Regions from separate parts of the Mus musculus genome. Here regions 1, 2, 4, 5, 6 and 7 are each linked to region 3. The links are chromatin loops, found by intact Hi-C in ENCODE. Cell type or tissue: heart. All regions are shown on one strand.

Region 1 (4,000 bases), 52 kb after region 3:
TCATCAGAGCTGGGGACGTGGGGGTCAGCATCTGCCGCACTGAGAAGTGGTTCAGGTCCACGTGGAAGTCAGCAGAAATCTTTCGGTTGTATTTTATGTCGAACAGGGACAGGGTGACAAAGAAAGGCTCGACCTGGGGAGAAAAAAAAAAAAAAAACATCAATAAAACAGCATGATCATAAAGCCAGTTTGGACAGATGATGCTGTGTAAGGAGAGCGATGAGCTGTGTATGTGACTGTCTCCTGGAGAAATGACTAGACGTGAAAACTTTTATCCCTTGTCACACAGACTGAGGCTATAAAGCATTTTTAAGAAACAAAACTTTCATCCCTGCTCATGAGCTTTGCTATCAAATGCATGCTCATGCAGATAAAATGGCTGACCTCCTTGGAGCATCTAAGATGAAATCCATATCCTGGGACGTCTTAAATCTGCCATCTTATTTTTGGCTACAACACCCCCTACCTCCCCCCCCCCCACACACACACCCCAGTGTAAGCCCTGCACATCTCTGGGCAAGGTTGGTGCACCCTGGCAGTAATGTAAGGAGAAACCTGTGACACCTGAAATTCTTCAACATTTAAAAGAAGAAACATTTATTCTTTAAAAATTATTTTGAAATTTGAGGACATTTTTATTAGAATTTAAATTTAAAAGCCCCTTGGCAATTTAGCTGTAGATGTCAGCAGCTGCCCAGGGGAGAACAGAGGGGAGAAAGTCATGCTTTTTAAGCCAGCAAAGAGGTCACCTATGAGGTGGACAGGCAGCCACGTGATGGGGAGGGGGCTTTTGAGAAGGCCAGAGTATCAGGAAAAGCACTCAGATTCTGATAGCATCTGAAAGAAATCCAGAATGTGCCTCTGTGCATGCATGCGTGCGTGCGTGCGTGCGTGCGTGCGTGTGTGTGTGTGTGTGTGTGTGTGTGTGCTATGTGTGCCTTTGTGTATGTATATGTGTGTGCTTCTGTGTGTATGTGTGTGTGACTCTGTGTGTACCTGTGTATGTATGTGTGTGTGTGCATGCCTGTGTATGTGCGCCGTGTGTGTGTGTGTGTGTGTGCCTCTATGTGTATGTGTGTGCATACCTGTGTGTGCTGTGTGTGTGTGTATGTGTGTATGCCTCTGTGTATTGTATATGCGCACGCATATCCAGCGGAACCCCGTGGATGATTAGTTTATGTCGTGACTGTGCTAGGAGGTGGGAATTCTGGGAAGGAGAAAGAATACAGTACTATGGAGGAGCTAATGATTCCACCTTTCTCTTCAGCATGCCTTAGGTGAGCCAGGGGACTGACCCGCCCAGCCCAGGGTACAGATTTGATCTGGACTTTACTGCCCCTCTAACATTCTCTTCTCTAAAGACACAGTGTTGGGGGCAGAAGGAGACTCTGGTCCCTGCATGCTTTAGGCTGACTCTTTTTTAAAGCCTGACTTTTGAAAAGGGAAGTTACATTTGTCGTGGGTCCTTCCTCATTCTCTGCGACACAGCACTGCAGGTTAAAGGACAAATCGTTGCACTTGACGAGAATCCTTTTCCCAAACTTTTCTTCAAAGGGCTTCACTTCTGGTTCAGCGGATGAGAAGTCAAGTTTCTTTAAAAAGAGAATGTGGATATATAAACACGTGGCACTCCCAGTAAAAATTCCAGCATGAATGCTCTAGGCTCCTAAAACCTGGAAAAGCTGTATACACACATCCACAACAGTGCTGCGACTTTGTTTTATATTTAGTAGACATATTTAATAGACACTTGCTATTAATCATGACAATCACATATATGAGGATATACCAGCTTGGACAGTCACATATGTGAGAATATACCTGCTTGGTGGATAATTATGCAGGTATTAATGTTATAAACAACCTAAACACACTTTGTGTAAGGACACATACGTTGCATTATATATGTACAAACACACATGTGTGTGTACATACAGGCATGCATACTCAGTAATAAAAAGGAAATTCAGGGCTGGGCCTGGTGACACATACTTGTAAACCCAGAACTAGAGAGGCAGAAGCAGGCAGCTCTCTGTGAGTTTGAGATTAGCCTGGCTTACAGAGTGAGTTTGAGGCCAGCCAGAGATACATAGTGAGATGTGGTCTTAAAAATAAAAGGAAGTTTTGGATTGGGTAGACTGCATGCCATACAAGCCTGAGGACCAGAGTGTGGAAGGAGAGAAGCAACTCCTGAAGTTGCCCTCTGACCTCCATGTGTAGCTGAGGTTTCATAGCTCATGCGCTGCCTAACACACAGTAACAATCAATTGATGAACAAATCAGGGATGCTCCTTGGAAACATGTTAGGTAGAAGAAGACACAAAAGACAGGTTCTGCAGGATTCCACATTGATGAGCTTGCTAAAATCGTTAATTCATAAAGATAAAAGGTGAACAGAGATGACTGGAGCTCAGGGAGGGCAGACATGGGGACTGCTATTGAAAAGAGTTTCAGTTTGGAAAGATGAAAACATTCAATTCTTCTGGAAACAGATGGTGCAACAGTTGCAGAGAACTTATTTAATACCACCGAGTTGGTTTGTTTTTAATTTGAATTCTATTTTTCAAATGGCTAAAATTGTAAGGTTTGTGCTATAGGCATGCTACCACAGTAAACGGTGTACAAACAGGAAGTCAGTGAAGAAACCTAGAAAATGTTTATTATTAAAGCTAAGTGGGAGAGGCTGTTCTATTAAAGTACCCAAATGGGGGTGGGGGTGGGGGTGGACAGCATTTAGGATGAAGTATACCAGATCCTTGTCCCTTCTTGGCACCTCTGTGGCATTCGCCGCCCTGGGCCCTGAAGATCTTTGTCACACCGTGTTTGGACACAGGTGTGGGTTACACACACTCCCAGGCTTCTGTCAGGAACTGAAGCTAGCTGAGAAGTGTTACTGCCTCTGGGTGTCTGCAATGATGTGGGCCATGCTCTAATGGTTATTTTCAGGGGTAGCTTATACGGACGGTCACTGTGAACCTCAAGATCCAGGCTGGTGCCTTTCCGGAAGCTGGCTAAACACTGCTCTCAATACTCAACAGTACTGAATATCAAACATTCATGACCTTTACATTTTAAATATTGAATTAGCTCTTACCTGGGTATCTGGGTCCAAGTAAAAAAGCTTCACTCTGCTCTCGCTTTTCAATTTGATCTCTGCTTCTCTGGTGCTCTGCGGACAAAATAAAAAAGGTTCTAGCTAACAAAATCCTTTGTTCTCCACCTCCCAGAGGTATTGAGGTATCTGAAAGCTGCCTGTGGCAGTTTGAATGAGAATGCCTGCTCCCCACCCCCACCCGCCATGAGGTTCATATCTTTGAATGCTTCACCCAGAGTTGGTGGAACCAGGAAGGGAAATACTGTTTTTGTTTTTTTTTTGTTGTTTGGTTGGTTTTTATTTTTTTGTTTTCTGTTTTTTGAGACAAGGTTTCTTTGTGTAGCCCTGGCTGTCCTCAAACTCAGAAATCTGCCTGCCTCTGCCTCCCAAGTGCTGGGATGAAAGGCCACTACTGCCCTGCTGGGAATTATTGTTGAAGGAGCTGCAGCGCTTGGGGTGGGATTTGAAATTTGGAAAGCCCACACTAATCCAAGCTAGCTTTCTCCCTCTCTGCCTTGAGCGTGTATAATGAGATGTGAGTTCTCAGCTATTGCTTCTGCACCAGGCCTGCCTACTTGCTGCCATGTTCCCAACCACACAGTCATGGATTCTGACCCTCTGAAGCTGTAAGCAAGCCCCAAACAAACTTTCTTATATAATTTGTCTTGATTGTGGTATCTCTTCACAATAGTGGGAAAGTATGATACAGATTCATCTACAAATGTGGCCTATGAGACAACACCGCCTGGTCTCTGGGAGGCAGCGGCACGCCAACCATGGTGGCATAGGTAGCTTGGGCTGAAATGCTGTAGGAGAGACACTGCTGGCACTGATATCCCAGGAGACTTTGCGTATGGCTGTGTCTGTGAGGTTTCCAACTGGAATCTCTCAGTAAATGGCCATGGA
Region 2 (4,000 bases), 340 kb after region 3:
CGATTACAGGGCAGCAGGCTTTGTTCTGAACATAAAGAACAGGATGAGGATGTGTTCCCAGCCAGAGAAATAGCAGACAGGCGTGATCATCTGGAGCGGGGGAGGAGCTGGGACCAGAGAACTGTTCTCAGCTCTTGAAGGGTGCCCTGTGAAAGAACAATTAAGAATGGAGGATGGGGAGGGCTAGCCTAGGTGGCTGCTATGATAGGGAGGTGGCATGGTGGCATGTCGCTTCTGTCCCCAACCAGCAGAAAAGAGCGACGACACAGCGTTCTTCTCAAAGCAGTTTATTCAGGAACCTTTCAACATGCAAGCAGGAATCTCTCCTAGCCCCCAATCACAATCCCTTATATAACCCCTCAACCACGTCCCATCAGCCCAGTCCGTGTAATCTCAGTTCATTGGCCTTCGTCAAATGGCCTGATCTTGCATCATGGTGCACCTGCGCAGCTCTCATGATGGATGTGGCTTATTTTCAGGTGTATGAGGAAGTCAGGTGCAAGTCATAAGACTTGGCTGCTGTCCTGGCGCCATCTTGGCACTACCGCCACACCCGCTCCCCACAGTGGCACATGTGTGTAACCCGGGACACTGCTTTAGCCTGGGCATACTGAGTAGCCGCAGCACTCAGTACCCATGGAGTATTTGCCCTGGGCAGGGCTAAGTCTGGCTCAGAATAGAAGCAGAGGGCAGGCATGACCTCAGAGTGTCCAGCATTAGTGTGAAGCTGAGTGAACCCCTTTGCCCCTGACAGTCCTAGCTCTGTACTTGCTTTACATCTGGATTCACGAATAGGCCTAAAGAGTGAGAGACTCACTCACCAGAGCCCAGTGAGGCTGGGCTGTTCCCAGGAAGCCCACCACAGTCCAGCAGAACGTGCGGCACTCACTGCAATGTAGGGGCCTCCATTAGTTAATAGACTACCTGCAAAAAGCCGGAGACAATATTTCTGTGTCATCGGGGGGATTGATTCCTTTCCTGTGAGCAAAGATGATTTTTAAAATTTGAAAAGTACACACTTGTAGAAAACCTTGATAAATATGAACAGAGTGAGAGAATCCTGACATTAAGAGGTGAGTTGCAAGGCCAGGCATGGTGGCACAGGCCTTTAATCCTAGCACATGGGAGGCAGAGGTGGGGGCAGGGGCAGGGGCAGGGGCAGGGGCAGGCGGATCTCCATGAGTTTGAGGCTAACCTGGTGCAGTGAGCTGGTCCCAGGACAGCCAAGGCAACACAGAAACCCTGTCTCAAAAAACAAACAGAAAAGAAGAAAACAAAAAAGAAATAGAAAAAAAAAAAGAAAGAAAAAAAATGAGTTGATAAAGATATGCGTTTAAAATACTCTTGAAGTCAGATGTCAGAAGTTCACTGAATTTGAATAAACACCTAGATATTCTTACCTAGGTTTATTAGATGGTGTAAGTTTGCATATTAGTGATAAATTAGTAACCTAAAGTGGCAGTTTTTAAGCTCTGCCTGTAGTCACACCTGGAGCCACTAGATGGCGGTATTGGAACTTGGTAAAACCTGTAATTCTACTTAAAATTGTTATTAAATGAGGCTTGAGTGTTATTAAAAGAGCTGAAATGTTACTAAGTGATAACATATTCTTTCAGTAAAACTGGTAAGAGGGTGGCTGGGAGCATCCAGAACCAGCTTTGACAGTTGTCTTCCTGTCTCTGAAGCTCCTAGGCCCAAGTGAGAGTTACGAATTACTATTATCTACTCGCATTTATTTTTTCCTAAACAGTACAGTAAAGCGTATTTCAAACCATAGGAACACTTTTTGTGTGTGAATCCCCACCTCATTCCCTTGTGACAGAGTCTTTCACAGAACCTGCATGTAAACTGGCAGCCATCAGGACCCAGAGGTCCTCCTGTCTGTTTTGCACAGTGCTGGGTGATGGGTATGCAGAGCCACCCCCAGCTTGTACGTGACGGCTGGAGATTTGAATTCTGGTCCTGTTGTTTGTGCATCTAGCACTGTTACCCACTGAGCCTATTCCTGAGCTCCAAACATCACATTTAACTGTGTAGCAAGTTGTCATGCAGGGCAGCCTGGCTCTAATACGGAACTTAAGGAAGAATTCTTACCGATATCTGAAAGTTAAGGAAAGGGGAAGGCGGGTTGTTCTTTTTTTGTAAGGGGATTTAGTGATCCTGTTGAATAACTGTTTTGTGTGAGCCACAAACCGTATTTTTATCAGAATTGTTGGGTAAATGTTGATAGGAAAGTAGTCCTACTATGTAGTGGATATGAATGCCACTACCCTACAGCACACGCTTTAGCAGTTGTCTTCCCATGTCGTGTCTGTGGCTAGTATTGAGTGCAGATAAGGTGGAAGCTCAGTCCTTATCTTGTCATTCCTTCGACAAATGGTGTAGTTGTCAACAATAAGTAAATATTCTCAGAGCTCAGAGGAAGGAAGTAGGAAACTACGCGTTGGGGGACTTGATGGCTGGCGGTGCAAATGTGCACGTGAGTTCTAAGGAAGGATAAAAATAAGGAACAGGAAGTTGATTCATGAAAGTGATTTTTATTCCACTGCGTGCTTTAACTGAGAAAACAACCTAGAAGATGTGCTAATGTTTTATGGTGAATTGGTCTTTGAAAAGTGAGTTCTAATCAGTTTTTAGAACTGCTCCAGGGTGAGGAGGGGCCCATCTCCGTGTTCTGTGCATTGCAGTTATTCAAGCACACGTGTGGAGGCCAGAAGAGGGCATCATGTCCTCTGGAACTAGAGTTGTAGACAGTTGTGAGCCACTGTGTGGATACTGAGAACAGAACCCAGGTTCTCTGAAAGAGCAGCCAGTGGTCTTAACCACTGAGCCATCTCTTCAGTCCGTGGATCATATCTATGTAAAAAAAAAAAACCAATCTATCTATCTATCTATCTATCTATCAGTATATATGGATATACAGATATATAGATACAGATATCTACACACACACACACGCACATACACACACACACACATTATAATGCTGTATTTGTTGTGTCCATGTTTTAATTTATATCTCCCTAATCCAGTGCTGTATTGAGCTGCTCCTCCGACCCCAACCACTAGAGAGGGTTTCCCTGTGTAGTCTAGCTGGCTGTCCTGGACTTGCTTTGTAGACTAGGTACAGAAATCCACCTGCCTCTGTCTTCTAGGTGCTGGGATTAAAGGCGTGTGCCATCAGGCCTGGCATTGGCTGCTTTTTATGTGCTCAGCTGCTGTTCGTGTATTTTCAAGTCTCTCCGTGCACCTGTACTTAGATTTGTGACTTTCTTATTATTATAAGAGTTCTTTGAGAGTTCTTTGTATTCTCATACCAGTTCTTTAGGTGTGCATTTAGCAGATACTTCCCCAAGTTTATCTCTGTTGATTTTTATAATAGTGACCTTTGAAGAGTGTAGTTAAATACTCTAATGAAATAAAATCTACCAGTTTATAAATAGCCTATGCTGTGTACTCTTTGGAAAAATCTTCCTATGTTGTGCGTATTTGAGAAATCTCTGACCTATGTAGGTTTCTTCTAGAAATTTTATTTTAGGTTTGCCATTTGGGTTTATGCTCTATTTTGAATTTTTAATATATGGTTCAAAGTAGAGCTGTCTTCCTCACTCAGCACCTTCTGTGTGACAAGGTAAAGCCTCACCTGCCCCTGGAAAGCCCCGTTTTTGCTGCCCCCCCAGTTGCTACTTCTTCAACACGATCCTGACTTAATACCCCAGTTTAGTTTGTCAGTTTGAGCCACACATAGTGAAGCACAGGCTGTGTCTGGTTTGTTTCTGTCCTTTGTTTAGCTGTTTCCTTGGTGCCCAATGTAGCTCTAGTCAGTCTCGTCGTTAGTAGTGTAGTATTGTGGCAAGTCAAGACACCACACTCCTCCAGTTTCTATGGCCCCCTGTACCTCTTGTGCTGTGGACAGACACATGCTTCTGTTTGGTGATGTCTGGAGTTGGAATCTGAGTTGAAGGGTATCGTGCTTAGCTGTTGAAGATTGCTGCCATAT
Region 3 (4,000 bases):
TTTCCTTGAGATTACTAATGGGAACTGTTCTCTTCAACCCAGAACCTACACTCCAAATTTCTATTTGGGTCACTGTACCAGAGAACTGATACAAGCAAATAAGAGGAAAGAAAAGAATAGTAAGACCTTGTTCTGACTGAAGGAAATATGAGCTATAGTTCTACAAATACTACAGAGGAGCTTTTAAAGCCACAGAGATGCTTTAAGACTGCCATGCAAGCTCTATCAAGTGTGTTCATCCAACTCTGCTTTTCAATAGGTGGTTCTGAGCTTTTACACCTGTGGTTCTCTGTCCCCCTTGTGTCAGAGCTGTCTAACTCCTCATGAAGATATAGAATATGTTTAACATTATGTTAATTCCAATTCTTTGTTTTTAAACAAGTAGTTTTCTAGAGAAAAGAAAGGTGGCTATATAGGTGCATTAAGGACATCTGTATTGCCTTCGCACAAGCTAAGGCATTCATGTGCTGGGTGGGGTGGGGTGGGGTAAGATAAAGGGAGAGTGAAAGAAAGAAGTATTGAGGAATACTGTTGAAGAGATATAAACCGTGGAAAGAGGAGACCAAAGCCAAAAACATCAACACCTGTGCTCAGGCCAGCCAAAAATATGTATACAGGTCAAAGCGACCTTTAAGGAGCTGCTGTGGTCTGAGCTAAGACTAGAACATGGCTTAATGGTGATTTTATTGTTTTATCTTTATAGAATTGTCCTTTTCTTTCTATAAAACATACAGGCTAAGGGCATGCAAGTAGCCATTTTAAATAAGATGGCTTTCTACTGAGCAGTTCCCATAGCACTAACCTACTCCTGGTCTAAAGCCTGGAAACAGAGAATCAGAACTTAACGTGTTGTTTTAAAACAGAATCGATGTGCCAGGCTACTTACGTGTTAGAATTATGTATACATGTACAGAAATACGGTAACGACAAGATTTCTCTAAGCTATCACACCATGCCTAGCCATGACACCATCTTGGGACTAGCAAGACAGTGGATAAGGGGAGGGTAATGAGGTGGGTATTGGGGGTAGGTACATATATGAGCACAATATAATGGTATACTAGGACATTATTTGAAAGTCACAAAAATACCATTACTTCCACTAGGGGGCAATAGTGTGTTGCAGCACTGTGAATTCCCTCCACCTTGCTCAGCCTGTAGGAGCAACAGGAAAAATGTCAAGAAAAAAAAAATGTCGAGAGTGACATTTTTAGATAGCAAGCTGAGGGCTGGTTTGGGAGTCTTCAGCATTCACAGATCAAATCTGTAAAATTTTCAAGCCACTATCATGCCTACAGTAAGACTTGTTTTAATTTTGTAACAGTGTTTGTGTGTGTACAAGCATGCGTGGAAGCAGAGGTAAGCTCTCAGAGATGTACCATCTCAGATATGTTAACAAATGGCATGTGGCTTTATGAGGGGCCAATATACTTTATGTAAAAAATATAAGAAGTGGTCAATAGTCAGTTGTTCCCATTTAACTGCCAAGAAGTTTTCCTCACAGCAAGGGGTATAGAGTAAAGTATATTCTATGGCAAAATGATGTACAGTTTGCTGGATCCTGTAACTTCACATACGGAAAGAGTCATGTTCAGAGTTGTTGGTGGCCATGGTCCATGAGGTACAAGGTCACCCGTGAATAACACGGCACCGGCTTGCCTTCTTTGAGGAATGCCACAGAGTAAGTGCCAGCTGGCTCTGAAATGGTCCTAAGTATGCAGCCCCACACTGTGAAGACACCCAAAGAGCGCGGTACACATAACTGGCTTCAAGCAGGGACTGCCCCTTTCATCGTACATCTGAGCCAGTCCAGGTGCAATAAACGGACAGACCATCTCAGATGACCTATTAAGATGCACTGTTTTCAGAAATGCTTGTGTCCCACAGGCAGCATACACTGTGGATTCTCCAGGGATTTAGGGAACGCACAGGCAGCCAGGCCTACAGAGGACGGATTGTCACAGGCCTCTGCTGCCCCCTGCTGGCCTAGCTGAGGTCTGACAAAAAGGGAAGAAATGGCCATGGAGAGAAGTTCACCCCAGCCCCTGTGTCTCCCTGGCAGGCTGCTCACTTATGTTGGCTAGATTAAGAGAAGGCATTGTGCTTACAGCTGTGTAAGTTTCTGTTTTGTTTTGTTTGTAGAGGGGCATGCATGGCCCCAAGCTTTCACTGAATATCTACGTAGAGATGAACAGGTATATATGCATACATATGAGTCATACACATTGTACACATGATAGATACAGGAAGATATTCTCTTAGCATGTTTTTGGCCAGGTTCCATGTGCTGAAACAGAGGGTGGTGGGAAAGGGTAAAAGCCACCTCATCAGAACCAGAGGTCAGGAGAAAGACTGAGTCCTGGAAGACACAGGCCATTCAGCTATGGGAGAACAACCTCACAGGAGGAGGGACTGGAGAGACACAGGCCAAGGGGAAAGGAGTCAGAGAACATGGCTTCCTGACCACGCAGGAGGACAGGATGCCACTGAGAACTGACAGAGGAAGGAAGGAGGCAGGGTACCAGCTTCTCCATGGACTGCAGGAAGGCAGAGGAGAGAGCAGCCCAGCTCACAGGGCTGTTCTAGCTGCAGCTGGCTGTCTCTGGCTCCTGCTGCGGCGTCCATCTACAGCAGGGGGTCGACAGTGACTATGTCTGAGATAGGGCCCCCATCTGCTTGTGTGAAAATCCTCCACAGTGTCTGTGTAGTAAACTACTCTGTTATATAGTCCAGGAAGAAGGAAATCTAGCAGTGTGGCATGTGTGCCACAGGACGGGGGGTGGGGTTGGGGGTGGGGGGGAACCTTGGTCTACCACGGAAACAGGGAATGAGAGCAAAGGTCACGAGACCCTGGGCGTACCCTGCTTTAACTTAACCTCTCATTCATCGAGCTAAGAGACAGAGAGTTGAAAACACAAGTACTGCAGCCCCAAGTATGCGGTAGATGTGCAGGCTACCACTAAGTGTGAGAGGTTCTTTCTGCCTCAGCCCCAGAGGCGGCTGCCGACAGGACCCTGGCTTAAGTGAGACGTCTCTGCTATGTTAAACTTTGTTGGTGAAGTGAGGGAAGCTGCTGTATTCGTTTGCTGCTTTATCTTATGGGCTTTTTGAGACAGAGTCTCACCGTGTAGCCTTGGCTGGCCTTGAGCTAGCCCACGGAGATCCATCCCTCTCCCTCCGGAGTGCTAGCGTTAAAGGCGTATGCCGCCACACCTGACATGCTGCTGTGCTTTTCTGCACTCTCACTTTGTGTTACCTTTCAACCACACGGTGGTGGGGGTGTTGTTTTTATACTGAGTCTGCATGAAGAAAAAGGCATGACAACCACAGCGGGTTAGAGATGGTGGGAAGAACTAATAACCATGTATTAAAGACAGTGCTGGGGATGAGAACACATGATTTTCTAAGATCTCGCTACGCCATGCTTGGAGAGAGAAGGACGGCTTTGAGAAAGCAACAGGGATGGAAGTCAGACTCCGAGGATGACTGTGTTAATTGTTCACGCGCAGCGTGGCTGGTGCTTTTAGGCTTTCTGCTTTGAGAAACCCTCAGGAAGATTCGAACTCCAAAACGTCTAGCAGGAGCACATGAAGGTGTCTGGATGACTGAGAGAAACGAATTAAAAAGATGGACCCTCGTACTAGCAGACCTCTATGGTGAAGTTAGGCAAGCCCTGCAGTTAGGCAAGATGAATGGAAAGGTCTTGTTTGCAAGGGAAGCGGCCCCAACCTGATTAAGTCTTACCATTGTCTACAGAAATCCCAAGCACACTTGATATCTTTCTCACACTGAAAACACAGAAAAAGTCACTTCGTTACTGGATGCTTTCCACACCCTCACAAATTGATTCACGGGCTTAACGGTCTCTTGCGGGCGGAACGTCAGAATGTGGGCACTCAACCAATTACATGCACCGAGCGAGAGAGGCAACCGAATCTGACCCGGATGTGCCAGGAGGGACAGCAGAGGGTAGAATAAAATGAACAAAAATACGAGCCAA
Region 4 (4,000 bases), 160 kb after region 3:
GGAAGCCGAGGCATTAGTCCTCTTGTTCTTAATGAGAACCACAGTAAATTCAGTGACAGATTCCTCCAACTTCCGAAAATAAACAAAATCAAGGCCATTTCTGAGGAGACATGTGGCTTAATTTCATAATAAAGAGATTGAACAAACTCATTATGAACCAAAGAAATGTCTTGATATTAATGCATTTCCTTCTTTTAACTCATCCGAGACACCAGAGTGGGTCACTCACCGGCTAGAAGGCCCAAGAAGATGTTAAGTGTTGTGCTAAGGCCATGCTAATGAGATCATGTGCTATTAAAACTGATTCTAAGGGGAGCTGGAGAGATGGCTCAGTGGTTAGGAGCCCTGGCTGCTCTTCCAAAGGAACCAGGTTCAATTCCCAGCACCTACACAGCAGCTCACAACTGTCTCTAACTCCAGTTCCAGGGGATCTGATACCCTCACACTAATAGATATAAAATAAAGTTAAATAGATATTTTAAAAATGACTGTAAAATCCATTCAGATACCAAATTCCTTAAATCCCTCCTATTTGCAAAAGATAAGAATAAAGCTAAGCCTTTTTCTTCCACTGGGATAAGAAGAACTACAAATAACTAATTTATATGCTACAAATTAAAGGGGTTTGGTCTTCTGTTGCTTTTTCATTGCAAATGCCAAAATCTTCATAATCTAACAGGATTACTGAAAGATATGTCTTCAAACATAAAACTTTTTTATTCTGGGTAACTTGTCTGTCAACCTGTGTTACAAAATCCTTAGTTTAGCAGATGTCTCCTTAATTTAAAAAAAAAAAAAAAAAAAAACAGACCTAGAAATGGTACAATTACATATAGAATTTTCTCACAGAAAGATTAAAACTACCTAAAAATAAAAGTTTTCATTTCATGCCATTAAACGCTTAGTAGCAGATTCCAACTGTCTAAGATGCCCTGAGGCACAAATGAGCTCCCAGCCGCTAAAGTAACCGTTCCTCAATATGCGAGGTAAATGCACGAGGATACAGGATGCTCTGCTGTATCTGAACATACAAACCAGACATCCGTGTACACCCGTGCTTTCCTCCTCTGACTGAGAACTAAACCTGGAAAGGTTCATACCATATGTCCTGCTCCCTGCAAATCAGTTTATCCAGTAACAGTGCAGATTCCATCTTGGTTCTGAAACAAAAAGTCTGAAGGTGAAAGATCATGCTGCAGCCAGAGCTCCCCAAGAAAGGCCAAGCCCAGGACAAGAAATTCCTAACGGCCCATGTTGTCCTCAAGTAGGAAGGAGGGAAAGGAAGCTGCCGCCCCGGGAGACAACCACTGAGTGAGGGAAACATCCAGGAGGCAACCTGACCCATGGTACCCAGCATCTCTAGTCCTGCAAAGCAAGGGCTTCTCTACTCTATAGGCACTGGCTGCGACTGCAATTTCCTCTGGGAAAAAACAGAACCATTGTGTTACTGTTCGTCAATAGTGGCCTGATGGGATGGCACAGAAGATGCACCATCCTACGGTTTGTATAAAGTATACCTCATCTACTGTGCAGTGTAACTGAGTCACAAATGAGGGCTGCGAGGTTCAAGACACGGCTGAGTCACTGAGTGTCTACGCTCGCATGTCCGTCATGTAGCCACAGACATCCAGATTAGACTTCTTGCCACGTAATACTTCAGTCGGGCATCCTAGAAACTTCTGTATTAACATGCTAAGTAGAAGGAACATTTTATATTAATAGAGGGGGTGACAGATCAAATGCCTGGCCAACGTCAAGGGTCCTCAATATGGCTCGGATGCAGGGATTCTCTTTCTCCCATCCTCTAATCACAAAATATATTCAAGATGCTCCATCTAGTGGATTGTTTGAGGATCCTCAGGCTAAGGAAAACACATTTTTAACAGCTCAGGACATCCACACATCCCACATCCACAGCCAAACCGCATCCCTGGAAGCCAAAGACAAAAAAGCCCATAAGAAGTTCTGCAACACAATCCCAGTGGAGGGAGGAGCAGGAGGAGGGTCGTGGCTTCCGTGCTTCCTCGGATCAGGACGTCACCATGACTAGTCAAACACAGCTGCACCCTAAATCACTTTGCCCGATTTCCCCGGTTTTCTCTGACACAGTAGGAACTAGCAAGGAGATCGTTTCAGAAGCAACAGTAAAACCACGGCAAATGAGATGTGGCAGAGGCGGTGGCTCGTGACCCTGATCACCGTACCTATCCAAACAGAACTTGGCCCACAACTATGCATAAGCAACTTTATCTGTAATAACCAACCACTGGAAACATGATTAATAAATGATAGGTCCATCAGTAAAAGGAAGCAAGCAAGATAGAGACAACAACATGGGTGGCCTCAGGATCATTATTCTAAATGAAAGATGCAAGACAAAGCAGAATTCATACCACAACCCATGTTCATAAAAACTCACAGTAACAGAAAGTAGATCTGAGATTTCTTAGAGACGGCAGAGAAGCCACACAGACAGATGACAGACGGGTCCAAGGCACTTGAGCCAGGGTGGTGGACGTGTTCATTACTCTTAATGCGATGGCAGCTTTCATATGTGGGTGTTTAACTTATTTTAAGTATGCACAGCTTCAAGTATTTCAATTGTTCTCAGTAAAGCTACTTGGTGGGAAATGCCCATTCTCCCTACATTCCAACAACAGACTCTCGGGCTAATATGTGCGCTTGTTTGCCTTAAATCTGTTCAACCCGAAATTTTCTTGTCTTTAAGGGGAAACAGACTAATTATTAAGAGGAAAACACTGTTTTTCCACCACTTTTACGTCAACATAAAGCTGGCTTCTGAAAAGGGGAAGACATACGCACATTCCACAGTGTCTCTTGAAAAACTGGAGGATTCAGCTTTCCCGTGTGCCATTTGAGGCCCCTCACACGGGAAAGCGCACTTACACACTCAGTCATGCACGAGTTTATTATGTGAAGAGAGATTCAGGGAGGAAGGCCAAGCTCACAGAGAAATCCCTGCACGTCAGCAGATTAGTCCAAGTTCTTCCACTTCTCAGCGCCAGGAAGAACTTAACCTCTGGAATGAACACGGCCCACATCTGCAGCATGGCGTCAGTGACTGCCTGCTCGCTGAGTGACTGTAAGATGAAAGGATGACCTGACTTCACTCCATTCACATGCCCTTTTCCAGAGAAGTCCTAAATTAGGTCCGTAAGAGTTCATCTTACTACATATCCAGGGTGGAGAAGTGCCTTCAGGAAAATAACTTCATTTCTTTATTGGGGTATGTGCCACGGATGTGTGGGGCAGTCAGGACAACTGGTATTATCATTTCTCTCCCTTTGTATGAATCATAGGACTGGAACTCTGGTCCTCGGGTTTAACAGAGAGCACCTTACCCACTATCTTACCAGTCTAAAAGACATCTTTTATGGATTAATTTTTATATATAAAAACAGCATGCATTTGGAAAATAGATTCAGTAAGCCTATTACTTTTCTTCCTTGAGTTAGATTTTTATACATATAGTGATTATGGTGAAGTCTCCAATATACCACATGTTGCAGGGATATTTGATCACACTGTGAACCCCAAGACTGTGTTATTTACTGAAAGAACTGTTTCTAGCTGTGGTGTGGCTCAGCCCTTAGCACCACACCCTTAGTGCACACCTTTAACCCTAAACAATGGACGTAAAGTTAGCTTGTAGAAAGGAAGCACCCATATTTGAAAGTGATTCTATTTGAATGGCAGACAAAGTGGTGAATCAGAGAAAAATTTGACAGAATAGGATATGCCCAATTCTCACGGGAAGAGAGAAAAGAGAAGCTATTTAAGAGAGCACAGAGAGAGGGGGAAAAAAAGAAGGCATTTTTACCAGGAAAGCTGTACAGAGACAGGTCGCAGAGAGATAACAAGCCAGACAGAGGTGAAGACAGAGCAAGCCAGAGAATGAGAAGGAACCAGAAAATTAGAACATATTGCTGGGCTGGAGAGGTGGCTCAGCCGTTAAAGGCTAGGCTCACAACCAAAAATA
Region 5 (4,000 bases), 750 kb before region 3:
GGGGCCTAGGGGGGCGGAGATACGGCTCAGTGGTTAAGACTCTTCTTCTAGAGGTCCTGAGTTCAATTCCCAGCAACCACAAGGTGGCTCGAAATCACCTGTAATGGGATCCATTGCCCTCCTCTGGGGAGCATGAAGATGGTATACTCATAAATATTTTTTTTTTAAAGATGAGGCCTGTCTTGTGAAGTTTCAGAGGGAAGTTTAAAAACTATCGGGACCATTTGCTATTTTGATTTGAGATTTCATGAGTCTGGTTAGCTGGGGCCCAAGAATCAGCTGTGTTTAACACGATAGTAGAACTACTAACGTGAAACCTTTGCTTTGTTGGGATACTGGATACTGGCCAGCCGGAGCTGAGAAATTATCAGTGATTAAGAGGTTGAGGTTAACTCTTATGGGAAGTGTTTCCTGAGAGTCAGCACACAGAAGCTGTGTTCCAGAGGCAGCCAAGTTTGTACCTCATGCTGGCATCTGAACTTGGTAGTATAAGAGTCATCCAGATGGTACCAGTTTTGAAGTCAGGAAGGGGCCATGGAAAACAGCTGAGGCTTGGCACTGTGAGAGGCCAGGAGAGGCCACCGGGGAAGGTGCAGCCTTGGTGGCAGTTGAAGTCCTAGGACTGAAGGGACCAGGAAAGAGAAGGTGAGGCTTGGCACCGTGAAGAGAGTCAATGAAAAGCTACTGATGAGAGCAGAAACCCCCCGGCCTTTTGGAAATGGCAGTACCATGGATGACCACCAAGAATAGCAGCTGCTGTGCAGTGGAGCCAGCGAGGCCTGGAAGACAAGCTGTGTGTGCTTCAGAGCCAGAGAATGACCCACGCCCCTTGGAGGAGCCCAGAAGACCATGAGTGGAGCTCAGATATTGAATGCTCAGTGATTTACACTTTTGGGAGTTTGCTTTTGCTTTGATTTCGTTGTGACTTTTCTCTGGTTCTTCTCTCTCGAAGTAAGAAAATATTTAACTTTATTTTATTTTACAGGAACGCGTAGTTTGAGGCACTTTGAATTTTTAACGTGATTGAGTTTGTAAAAACTGCGAGGTTTTTTTTAAAGTTATTTGTATTTTTAATGTGAGACCGTGGGGATGAATGAGAAAGGAAAGTGATGTCTGTGTCAGGTTGACAAGGAGTCAGTTGTGCTGGACAGTTTAATGTCAACTTGACACAAGCTAAAATCACTGAGAGGAGGAACCCGCTCTCTTCAGTGGTTATCTTAATTAGGGTTTCATGGCTATGAAGGGACAACATGATCAAAGCAATTCTTATAAAAGAAAGCAGTTAATTGGAGCTGGCTTACAGTTTCAGAGGTTCAGTCCATGGTGATGTGCAGGCAGACACGGTGCTGGGGGAGCTGAGAATTCTACAACTTGACTGAAAGGCAGCAGGAGACATTTTCACACTGGCCAGACTTGAGCATATGTAAAGCCCCACCTCCATAGTGATACACTTCCTCTCACAAGGCCACACCTCCTCCAATAAGGCCACACCTCTTAACCGTATCGTTCCCTTGGATCAAGCATATTCAAACCACCACAGTGGTTGATGGAGGATGGTCCAGTCCATTGTGGGTGGAGCCATCCCTGGGCTGGTGGTCCTGCGTTCTATAAGCAAGCAGGCTGAGCAACCCATGTGGAACTAGCAACCTCTGCATCAGCTCCAGTCTCCAGGGTCCCATTCTATTGGAGTTCCTGTCCTGACTTCCTTCAGTGATAGAATACGGATGTGGAAGTGTGAGGCAGATAAACCCCTTCCTCCCCAGCTTGCGTTTTGACCATGGTGTTTTCTTGCATCGACAGAAATGCTGAGTAATATGGCCACTGAGAACTGAAAGGACTGAGCTGTAAAATGTGTGAGCCTAGGGATGGAGAAAGCAGGGATCCTCATCCTCCCCCAGGGACCACAGTGGCTCTACAGAGGACAGTCAGTATTGAAGCCAGCCTCCCTCTGTCAGACAGGAGTGGGAAGAGCTAGAGGACCTCCTTAATCAGGGTAACCTTCTCACGTGGGGAGCCCTTAGCTCAAACAAGCAAGTGGTTACTGGAGTCTAGCCCAGGTGTCACTGGCCGCACCAACTGCCAAGGGCTATGTTTGCCCAAAGGAGATTCTTTCCTCTCTACCTTGGAAGAGCTCAGAGTTAGCTCTGAAGGCCACATGACAGCCAGAAGGAACCATAGTACTGATTGAACCTTGGCTTTTTTTCCTGCCACCTGCCTGTCCCCGACCACCAGACCCTATAACCCTCTGGGTCCTAAACACTCAGAGAGGGGTAGCCCACAGGAGATACTAGCCTTTCTCCTAGTCGGGAGCATATGATGTTGGCTCAGTTTTAAATTTTCGAGACGTGAAATGATGGTTGTGATTCAGCTTTGGGAATTAAGGACAGCCAGAAAGACACTCAGCCTGCACAGCAGATGGAGCTAAGTCTCTATCTGATGCCAAGCTAAGCCTTAAAGCCTCAGGGAGACATAATGAATAAAAGACCTGCAAATCCCCAAGTCTCTCCCCTGTACTCTCACCAGTCAGGTTTGAGAGCAATAGTCCTGCTTTAAAAAATGCGTCCTTGGGGGCTGGAGAGATGGCTCAGAGGTTAAGAGCACTGACCGCTCTTCCAGAGGTCCTGAGTTCAATTCCCAGCAACCACATGATGGCTCACAGCCATCTGTAATGAGATCTGATGTTCTCTTCTGATGTGTCTGAAGAGAGTGACAGTGTGCTCACATACATAAAATAAATATCTTCTGGCCTCCTTGGGAACACACACACAAACATGCACTTGCATACGAATATACATGCACGTACATGAACACGAGTGCACACACACACTCCATTACCCTCATGCAGACATTCACACATACACTAAAATAAAAATAAAAGGCTGGAGAGACAGCTTAGCAGAGCATATGCTGCTCTTGTAAAGGACCCAAGTTCAGATCCCAGCACCCACTTTAGATGACTGACATCCTCCTATATATAGCTCAGGTCCAGGGGATCCAGTGCCTTCTGGCCTCCATGAGCACTGCACTGCATTCACACGCACAACCCACACACCCCTCCATATACCACACATACACACACACACACACACACACACGAATATACCTACATATACATGCATACCTCTACACACACACCCCTCCATACACACACCCCCCCACACACACACATATATTCACACCCTACAAACACCCACATCCCTCTACACACATATATTCATACCCTACAAACACATCCCTCCAGACACACACACACACACATACCTCCATACACACAGCCCCACACCACACTCCTCTCACACACACATACACCTCCATACACACACACATACACCTCCATACACATACACAAATGCATGCATACCTCTACATACACACCCCTTACACACACATATGCACATCTTACAAACACCCACATCCCTCCATACACCACACACATACCGCACACACCGAGGGACGTGTGCTTACATATGTATTAATTAAAATAAATCTTCTTTAAAATAAAAATCTTTTAAAAGATTCATTCATACTGTCCCATGATGAGCTAAGCGAAAGTCTAGCCAATTCTGCCATAAAAATCTATCAGGACAAGCCGTGCTAGCGAGCGACTTCCCAGTTCTGCTCTCTGAGATCTTCAGCTAATCATCTGAGCCAAAATTCGCTCCTTTCTGCAAAACCTATGGGGTGGATGTGGGGGCGGGAGGGGGGGGAGTGAGTTGACATATAATTTTCAAGGGCTCTTGCAGCTAAAGAATTCCTATATTCTGACCAAAAATAAGTATCGCATATATGACAAGTTTAAAACACACTTAAACAGAGCTGGGGTGTGGCTTGGTGATAAAGCTTGAGATCAGGCACAAAGCCCTCAAGCTGCACATCACACTGCCTGCATCCGTTATGCACGCAAAGCCCTGTCAGGTGCCGCGGCTGCCAGGGTTCACCCTGTGCTTCAGGAAGAGAGACCTAGTCGTCATTTGTCTATCAGAGAGGATGTGTGCAAACA
Region 6 (4,000 bases), 220 kb after region 3:
ACATCGGAGAAGGGGTCACAGCAAGATGGGGGACTTTTTTTTCTACAGGCCTGATGACATCCTTAGCTTTGAGGTTGGTGGAGGCTAAAGGTCTGCTAAGTTAATAGGTTCCAAAAGGTTTTTAATCTATTAGTCACGGGATGCTAGTTCTGACACCGATGTGGAGTACTCGTGGGCTAAAGCTAGCTGAGATATGGTAATTAGCTCTGGACTGCAACATGCCTACCTTTCGGTATCAGCGCAGTTTTAACTGTCAGTGTTTGCAAACATAGCCCTTTTCCCCAGGAATTCTCGTTCACAAAATGTCCACAACCAGAACAAGTAAATCCATAGAGACAGAAACTAAGTTTGTGGTTTCCAGAGGCTGAGGAGAGACTCACGGAGAAAACCTGCTAATGAGCATAAAGTTTCTGCTCAGGGAAAGGAGAATGGCCTGGAACTACTTATGCCTTGAGCCATAAGACACAGACTGGGGACATCTTAGAGGGCACTGTGGTGACTCTGAACTTGACTCTGTGTAAGTTGGAAATCCACTGTTGGGTTCTGAGCCTAGGAAATAAGTCAGTAGATCCCCATTTCTCTTCCTGGATGAACAGACAGAAGACTGCATTTTCTGACCTCCCTCATGGTGGGCTAGGATTGTGTAACAAGATATAGTTAACAGATGTAGTTGAGATGTTATGTGAAATTTTTATGCCTGGCCAACAAGCTCCCTGCCTGGTCCTTCAAACTCTTTCTTCCATTTGCCACAGTAACCATGAGAACCAGATGTGAAGGTGACTGGACCTCTGTATCATCCCATACAGGAGAGCAACTGCTTCCTAATGAGCAGGGTTCATTATTGGACTGGTATGATCAAAAATGGAAACTTTGTGTCCAGCCACAAGGTTAGGTAGGGGTGGTTACAGCTGTGTTAAGAATAGACTGAGGCAGGGGAGAATAGGAGGCATTCCAGAAAATTATATTAAAAGATACCAGACAGAAACTAATGGGGATTATGTCTATTTATTAATTGATTTGTGAAAATTAACACACTTCTGCAAATCTGCTTACAGACTAGTATGGGAGACAGACATACATCTGACCCTGCTAGGCTGGGGTGGAAGATGGAGTGGAGAAGTAATGACTGACTTTACAGAGATGAACCATGAGTGGCCAGCTTCATCGAGAGGACAGGCCTTTCAATGAACACAGGCCTGTAACCAATATCCACAAAGGTGCAGCACAGAGGACCTGGGGTAAAACAGGTTTACACGATGACATATAGAAAACACCCAGCACACCCTTAATTATCTGAAGTGAACTCACTTTCACTTGCTACACATAGGGAGGCAGAGGCAGAGGCAGGAGGATCTCTGTGAGTTCAAGGCTAGCCTTGTTTACAAAGCAAGTTCCAGGACAGCTAGGGCTACACAGAGAAACCTTGTCTCAAAAAGACAAACAAAACTCCACCAGCCTTCCAACAGTATGTTATCAAAAGTTATTAGCCTCTGGGTTTGGGGAGACAGATCTGAAGTTAAGAGCACTTACTGCCCCTGCAAAGGACCGGAGTTGGGTTCCGGACACACGTGATAGCTCACAACCATCTGTGATTCCAGCACAAGGGGTTCTAAAGCCCTCTTGTGGCCATAACAGGCACTACACATGTATGATGCACATATGTATGCAGGCAAAACACTCATGAACATAAAATAAAAATAAGTAAGTGAGCCAACTGGAGAGATGACCTGGAGTCAAGAGGACTGACTGCTTTTACAGAAGACCTGGGTTTTGTTCCCAACACCTACGGTGGCTCACAACCACTGGTAGTAACTCAGTTCCATGGCAGCTAAGGCCTTCTCTTGACCTCTGCAGGCACCACGTGCACACACAATGTACACATACATACATGCAGGCAAAACACTTACCCACATAAATAAACCTTTAAAGCGATTTTTAAGGATTTTTTTTTTTTTTTTTTTTTTTTTTTTTTGGTTTTTCGAGACAGGGTTTCTCTGTATAGCCCTGGCTGTCCTGGAACTCACTTTGTAGACCAGGCTGGCCTTGAACTCAGAAATCTGCCTGCCTCTGCCTCCTGAGTGCTGGGATTAAAGGTGTGCGCCACCAAGCCCGGCTAGGAATTTTTATTAAAACAAGAGTTTTATAATCTAAATTACATTTCCTTACTCAGTCTGTCACTAGAGTCCTGAGCCATTCAACAGTAAAAATTACAAAATTAAAGGACTGCTTTAAATTATTGTATTTTGCTTTTTTATTTTTTTTTAAAGTCTCAGGTTCTATAAAACACTAATTTGTTTTTATATTTTACTATGTTTTGGATTTTTTTTTTTTTGTTTTTTTGAGACAGGGCTTCTCTGTGTAGCCCTGGCTGTCCTGGAACTCACTCTGTAGACCAGGCTGGCCTCAAACTCAGAAATCCACCTGCTTCTGCCTCCCACGTGCTGGGATAAAACAACTTTTAATAAAGAAATCTTTAAACAAAAGAGAGAAGGTTTCAGGTCTTCTTTTGACAAATATGATATCAAAATATGTAGTATTAATATAATTATATAATGTAAAAGAAAAAATATAAAATAAATAGATATAATAAAAATTATTTTAGCTTTGTGACACAGAATCTCATGTAGCCCAGGATGTCCATGAACTCGGTAGGAAGCTTACAATGGTCTCGAACTCCTGACCCTCTTGCTTCCACTCCCAAGTGCCAGGGTTACAGGTGTGCATCCAGCCAAGCTAGGGAGTTATCATATGGGACAGATAGTCGAATTGACCCCTGGAGACAGAAGTCCTAGAATCTGCCAGTTACAGCCCTGGAGGCCTGCAAAGCTGATTGGTGCCGTTCTAGGACCCGAAGCCCAAGGTGGTACATGTTCTAAGATGAGGTGTGGGAGTCAGTCACTAGGGACAAAGGCTGAATGTCCTTGCCAGAGCAGAGAGAAAACGTCCCCCTTCCTCAGCTTCTTATATCTAGTCACAGCAGAGACACAATAGGTGACCTACTCCTGGGAAGGCCAACTGCTTTATTCAGTCAGCTCCTCACACTCTAACTTCTTCCAAATACACTTTCACAGATTTGCATAAAATAATGTCTGGCCAGTTATCATGGCAACAGCTGGCCTAGTCAAGTTGGTCTATAACATTATCCATAGGGATGCTGCTGGAGTTCAAACCAGGCACAAATGGCTAAGGGAGGTACATATATTACAAACCACATATATATATATATATATCACATACTGCATATATTACATACCAAAGCAGACCTAGCTTCCAGGTTCTCCCAGCATCCCTTGATCCCTACCTGCTATAGGACATGGCTGGCTATCCTGCCCTCTGCCCTGAACTTTCTAGCCTTTCATGCTGTGTGCATGCCTGCACATGGTCTCTCTCTCTTTCTCTTCTCCACTCCCGCTGACTCTCCCCTCATGGAAACTTCCCTGGCCTTGTTCCCTAGGATCAGTGAACCCATTGGAGAGTGGCTTCCCAGTAAACCTCCTTTATATATTTTGGTTTGGCCTGGATTGGCTCATTTCATTGCTGGAGAATGACTTATAAGAAGCAACTAAAGCTTTCTCCTCGGTGACTCCCCTTGTTGGCAAGGATCTCCAGGAAGCTATTACAGTGGATATTCAACAACAGCTTTGAATGACTTTAACATAAATATCGTCTGATTGAAACAACCCCAACCTAGTTTTCTATGGATAAGACAGACCTAGGAAACCTTGCATAGCTTTTGTAGAGAATGCAGTAAAAAATACTGAATTAATGAATTAGAATTAGGGTGGGAGGACTTTGATAAAGCCCCTTTAAAACATATTCTCAGTGCAGAACAATACTAATCTCAAAGTCTTTTTCCAGGCTTGAGACCTGGAAGAATGTTAGCAGAATAAATCCAGAGGGGTGTGGCCATGGAGAACCCTTACGAGCACAGCTGGCTTGGCGCCCTCAGTCTTCCCCTGGAAGCAGCTAAGGCGGACCTCTCTTCTTCTGGGAAACAATT
Region 7 (4,000 bases), 210 kb after region 3:
AGGAAGAGAGGGAGAGAGGGAGGGAGGGAGGGAGGGAGGGAGGGAGGGAGGGAAAGATGCACATAAACCAAATTTGGCAAAACCTCGGTAATTATTCAGTTAATACGATGAAATAAAGTCTGCCACAGCAGATTCAATTTTGTATACTTACCCATACGCTCCTCAAATTAATACAGAATGACTAAAAAGGGCCCACAGATCTGAGTCCATAAGAAGGAGGGGAGATCTATTCAACAATGCCATGTGTATAAGCACATGTCGAACCCTGGCATCGCCCGCTGCCTTGGGCCATCTTCAGGGCTGCTTTGGGCATCTAGGGTGCTGTGGAATTAAGGCTAGCACTAGGCCAGGTGACCAAAGCAGAGAAGATCAACACTCTCATCTAAGCAGGCACCAACGGACCAAGGCATGGCCGCCTCCCGAGAGAACCGGGATTACTGTCTCAGATGCTCACAGGACAGAGATAGGCCAGAATTTATGTGACAGGTGCACCTGCTGTGACTTCCTGGCAGACACAGGAAAAGGGTGGAAGGTGAGATTCATGGGTAATATTTAGTGGCTTGAAACCTCTCCCAGACTCCTCCCATGTTCTGCATTCCCCCATCCGGGCCAGGAGCCTTCTCTGCACCTACGTTGTCATCAGCTTCCTCATATTTTGTAACAATTTCATCATAGATTATATCAGACACATGACCATAGACAGACAGACAGGTAGACAAAACTAAGAGTTGAGACACCAGCAAAGTGCCTGGCTATATTTAAGAGTGTCCAAGGAAAATGCATACTACTAAAAGTTTCATTAGACCAAAACAGCAGAAGCATGTCACACGTGGGGATACTGTCAATGGGCCACCCTCAAACAGGAATCAGATATTCAAGGGCTGCAGCACATTGATTAGTGTGGCACTGTGGAAGTCACAGCACAAGAAAGTGTATCGTTAGTTCCAATTTTTCCTAACATCCCTGATGATCACAGCACCCCAATTAAGAAAGAGTCCCAGCTGAGAGGAGAGAGGGGGGCCACAGAGGTTGAGACTACTCCCTCCTGCAGCTTCAAAAAGCAATGATGCTTCGGCAACAGAAGTTAATACAAGTTATCAAAGACACGGTCAGCCAGGTTCTGGTCCGTTCTTCAACTGACCAAGTTCTGTAAAACTGAAAAATAAAATCCCTGATTATCGCAGATCAAACTCAATTTTGAGTGATGTAGGGTGAGTTGGCAGCGCTGGCAAACGACAGAAAATCCAAACTGAGCAGACTGGATATGGAAATCAACACAAATCTCCACCAGCATCGTTCACACCAGCATCGTTCACACCGGCATCGTTCCTGTCTGACCCAGGACGGGCTCCGATCTGCCACGAAAAGCGAAGCATCTGCCCTGTGTTCATAAACAATGCTCCTTGGCAATCCCCCACACACTGCACCACAAGGCCACAGACATTACTTTCAAGGCTCATCTCCTCACATGTTCCAAGGAACACACCCACAAACAAGTCCCCTTCAAGAAAACAAACGCAAAGAGCTGCTAAAAAGTTTCCAGCTGCCCTGAGGAGCTCCCTCCAGCACAGACTGCTCCTCTCCCGGCACCAGCCCAGCATCTCAGCGTGCCCTCTTTTCCAAATACAGCAGGGCCGTCCCTGGCTGTGAAAAAGTTGATTTTTTAAACTTCACCTTTCTCACACCCAGTGGCCTGTTTCCAGGAGTCACTGACACGACTGGGTTCACCTTGGTTTGTCTTGCTATGCTAGCCTCAAGTCCCCAGACTTCAAAGTAATTTGTACCAAGGATGAAACGAGCAAGTTCACCCCTTGCCACTCATAAGAAGCCTCCAGACACCAGCTTAGCACACTGAGCAGAGATCTGCCCACCCAAACATCCGCGGGGAAACCTATTCGCTGGACCATCAGATGGGTGGTAAAGACCCCACCTCCTCTACACTGTATGAGGCCCGGGCACCTGCCAAGCCCCCCGAAACACCGAGGATGCGGTGAGGACAGAGAAACTTCCCAATTGGCAGAGGACAGGTAACGTGGGGGGCAGGGAAGTGGACAGAGGGCGGAAATTTCCCAGGAGGAGAGGAAAAGCCCTAGGAGGGCAAGCTCTGGACTCTGGAAGTTGCGGCCCCCAAAGATCTCCCCGCTGCCCGCCCGCTCCCTTTCTCTGTCTGCTCCGGATTTACCAGAGCGCTGGTCAGGCCCGCCCGCCACCTGCGCGCCTCGCTCACCAGGAGCACCGAGCCGCGCACCACCTCTGACACGCTCTGCCGCAGCTCCGCCGCCGTGCCGGGCTTGCTCAAAGCCCGGGTGAACTTCCGAGTCTCCGTCGACACAGGGAGCTGCTGCTGCGCCATCCTCCGGCCGCCGCTGCGGGATCCGGCGCGCGCGGTCTGGCCCGGTCGCGCCGCCGCCAGGTGCGCCCGGGGCACGGGAACCCGCGGTCCCGGTCGGGTCCTCAGGCGCTGCAGCCCGGGCCACGCCCTCTGTGCCGCGTCACGCCCCGAGGTGTCCTCCCCGGGCCCGCGTGCCTGCTGCGGCGCCTGGGCTAGCTCCGGACGATCCTACGCGCAGCGCTCGCCGCGACTCCCCCATGCCCCCGACCTCCCTGCGCGGCCGCCTCCTAGGGGCGGGGCGTCCGGCGAGGTGGGGCGGGGCCGATGGGCGGGGCGCCCTGTGGGGCGGGGCCGATGGGGCGGAGTCGGTGGGCAGGACCTGACTCTGGAATCTGGTGATTCCTCCGCCCCGGAGGGCACAGACCCTACATCCTGAACCTCTTTCCCCGGGTCTCCAAAGAGACTGTCGAGGCCCCAAAGAGCCGTGAGGGTGCGGACTCGCTGGCACCATAATGCCCTGAACGAGGCACCGGACAACGTAGTCTTTATTTATGTGACTGAGAAGATACAAGTCCTCGCCCTCGAGACTAGTCGGGCGTATTTGGGTCCACCTTACTGTCCCCAAACATGTGGCTCGCGGTGGAACTGGACAGCGTCGATCCGGATGGGCGTAGGGCCCAACACAGACCTCGGGCCGCGTGCTGCGTCACCTAGGACGCCAGCGTGACTCCTGGACCTCGATTATCTCAGCTACAGCCTGAGGACAGCGAACTGATGTGACTCAGCTGCAGTGCCAGCCTTCTACCCCGCGGGTGCCGAACCCGGGACCTCCGGGGTCACCGCTGCTGACGGCGTACCTCCGAGAGGACCATCTCCTGAAGCCTCTTCTGCCTTCCCCCAAATTTCCTTTCTCCCTCGTAAAGCACAAGGGCACAGCCCTAGCCCCCGCGCAGAGAGCGCGCAAGCAGGGGAGCTTGGGGCTCCGCTGATGCGCATGCTCTGTGGCTTCCATCGGGGCGGGCTCTCCGGCCCAGAGTCAGCCTTCAGGAAGGCTCCACTGATTGGCCCGGCTACTCAAGCCACACCCACTACCCCCTGATGGACAGCTTCTTACCTGCCTGGTCAGCTTCCGAGGCTTGGCCTTGAAAACCAGAGGCGGGGCCGGGGGATTTCTTAGGACGCCTCCTGATCAAGTGTTAGGAAACTTATGGGGGAAAAAAAAAAAATGGAATTGCGTCCCACCTCTTCAAAAACCCAAATCCCTGGCCTAAAGCTAATATTAGAGCTGAAGGGAGAAAATACCTAGTTTAGAGAGCAAAACACCACCATTCTGGGATTAATGAGCCGGCCTGGCACATTAAGATTTAGAGCTCGGGTATGCAACTGGTACTCAATAAATGCTTGCTGAACTGGATTTTATTTATTTATTTTTTGCACCCTACTGAGTTGAGTTCACAAGGTGTAACATTGAACAGCGGGAAAGATTGAAAGATTTTTTTTTTAATTCCTTGTTTAGTTTTTGTCGTTTTGTTTTAAGTTTCAATTTTAGTTACTTTGTGGGTCTGTGTACCTGCGTGCAGTGTCCATGGAGACTAGAGGCTTTGAACTTTTTTTTTTAATTACACACCAGCTTTTTTTCTCTTCTGTGCAAACCTGGAATGTCCTAGA

Evidence for each region. Hi-C counts contacts between places; a loop is a spot of excess contacts. Peaks named below come from ENCODE experiments on the same cell type or tissue, not always from the same donor. Only the 100,000 strongest peaks of a DNase experiment are listed, where the experiment ranks them.
Region 1: it touches region 3 in a loop (2.1-fold over the local background); 3 of 42 quality-filtered maps call a loop at or near these places.
Region 2: a loop joins it to region 3, with 2.4 times the contacts of the local background. A loop is called at or near these places in 3 of 42 quality-filtered maps.
Region 4: a loop joins it to region 3, with 6 times the contacts of the local background. A loop is called at or near these places in 17 of 42 quality-filtered maps.
Region 5: a loop joins it to region 3, with 2.7 times the contacts of the local background. A loop is called at or near these places in 4 of 42 quality-filtered maps.
Region 6: it touches region 3 in a loop (2.9-fold over the local background); 8 of 42 quality-filtered maps call a loop at or near these places.
Region 7: a loop joins it to region 3, with 4 times the contacts of the local background. A loop is called at or near these places in 8 of 42 quality-filtered maps.

What each region holds. Positions count from the first base shown.
Region 1 is chr14:121,640,027-121,644,026 of GRCm38, forward strand. It overlaps Dock9 (dedicator of cytokinesis 9), which reads right to left. Exons shown (of 54, transcript NM_001081039.1): 10 at 3,095-3,169; 11 at 1,452-1,592; 12 at 1-133. Among named protein-coding and RNA genes, the nearest start is that of Dock9, 56 kb to the right of the region's middle. In heart, no CTCF peak of the experiment used is centred here; no DNase peak of the experiment used is centred here.
Region 2 is chr14:121,927,055-121,931,054 of GRCm38, forward strand. All of the region lies in intron 4 of Ubac2 (ubiquitin associated domain containing 2), which reads left to right. Gm46485 (a long non-coding RNA gene) reads left to right here. Exons shown (of 2, transcript XR_001781471.2): 2 at 1-4,000. Among named protein-coding and RNA genes, the nearest start is that of Gpr18, 13 kb to the left of the region's middle. In heart, a CTCF peak has its summit at 1,504 (motif pointing right); no DNase peak of the experiment used is centred here; H3K27ac peaks cover 686 bases.
Region 3 is chr14:121,587,567-121,591,566 of GRCm38, forward strand. The region is part of intron 38 of Dock9 (dedicator of cytokinesis 9); the gene reads right to left. Among named protein-coding and RNA genes, the nearest start is that of Slc15a1, 84 kb to the left of the region's middle. In heart, CTCF peaks have their summits at 1,106 (motif pointing right) and 1,980 (motif pointing left); a DNase peak (open chromatin) is centred at 1,955; H3K27ac peaks cover 757 bases.
Region 4 is chr14:121,751,308-121,755,307 of GRCm38, forward strand. It overlaps a transcript of Dock9 not described here. Among named protein-coding and RNA genes, the nearest start is that of Dock9, 55 kb to the left of the region's middle. In heart, a CTCF peak has its summit at 1,832; a DNase peak (open chromatin) is centred at 1,954.
Region 5 is chr14:120,833,530-120,837,529 of GRCm38, forward strand. No RefSeq gene overlaps it. Among named protein-coding and RNA genes, the nearest start is that of Gm33173, 13 kb to the right of the region's middle. In heart, a CTCF peak has its summit at 2,398 (motif pointing right); no DNase peak of the experiment used is centred here; H3K27ac peaks cover 593 bases.
Region 6 is chr14:121,803,050-121,807,049 of GRCm38, forward strand. No RefSeq gene overlaps it. Among named protein-coding and RNA genes, the nearest start is that of Ubac2, 74 kb to the right of the region's middle. In heart, a CTCF peak has its summit at 1,620 (motif pointing left); a DNase peak (open chromatin) is centred at 3,942.
Region 7 is chr14:121,795,263-121,799,262 of GRCm38, forward strand. It overlaps a transcript of Dock9 not described here. Among named protein-coding and RNA genes, the nearest start is that of Ubac2, 81 kb to the right of the region's middle. In heart, a CTCF peak has its summit at 2,369; DNase peaks (open chromatin) are centred at 1,469, 2,679 and 3,379; H3K4me3 peaks cover 2,679 bases; H3K27ac peaks cover 2,222 bases; H3K27me3 peaks cover 1,367 bases.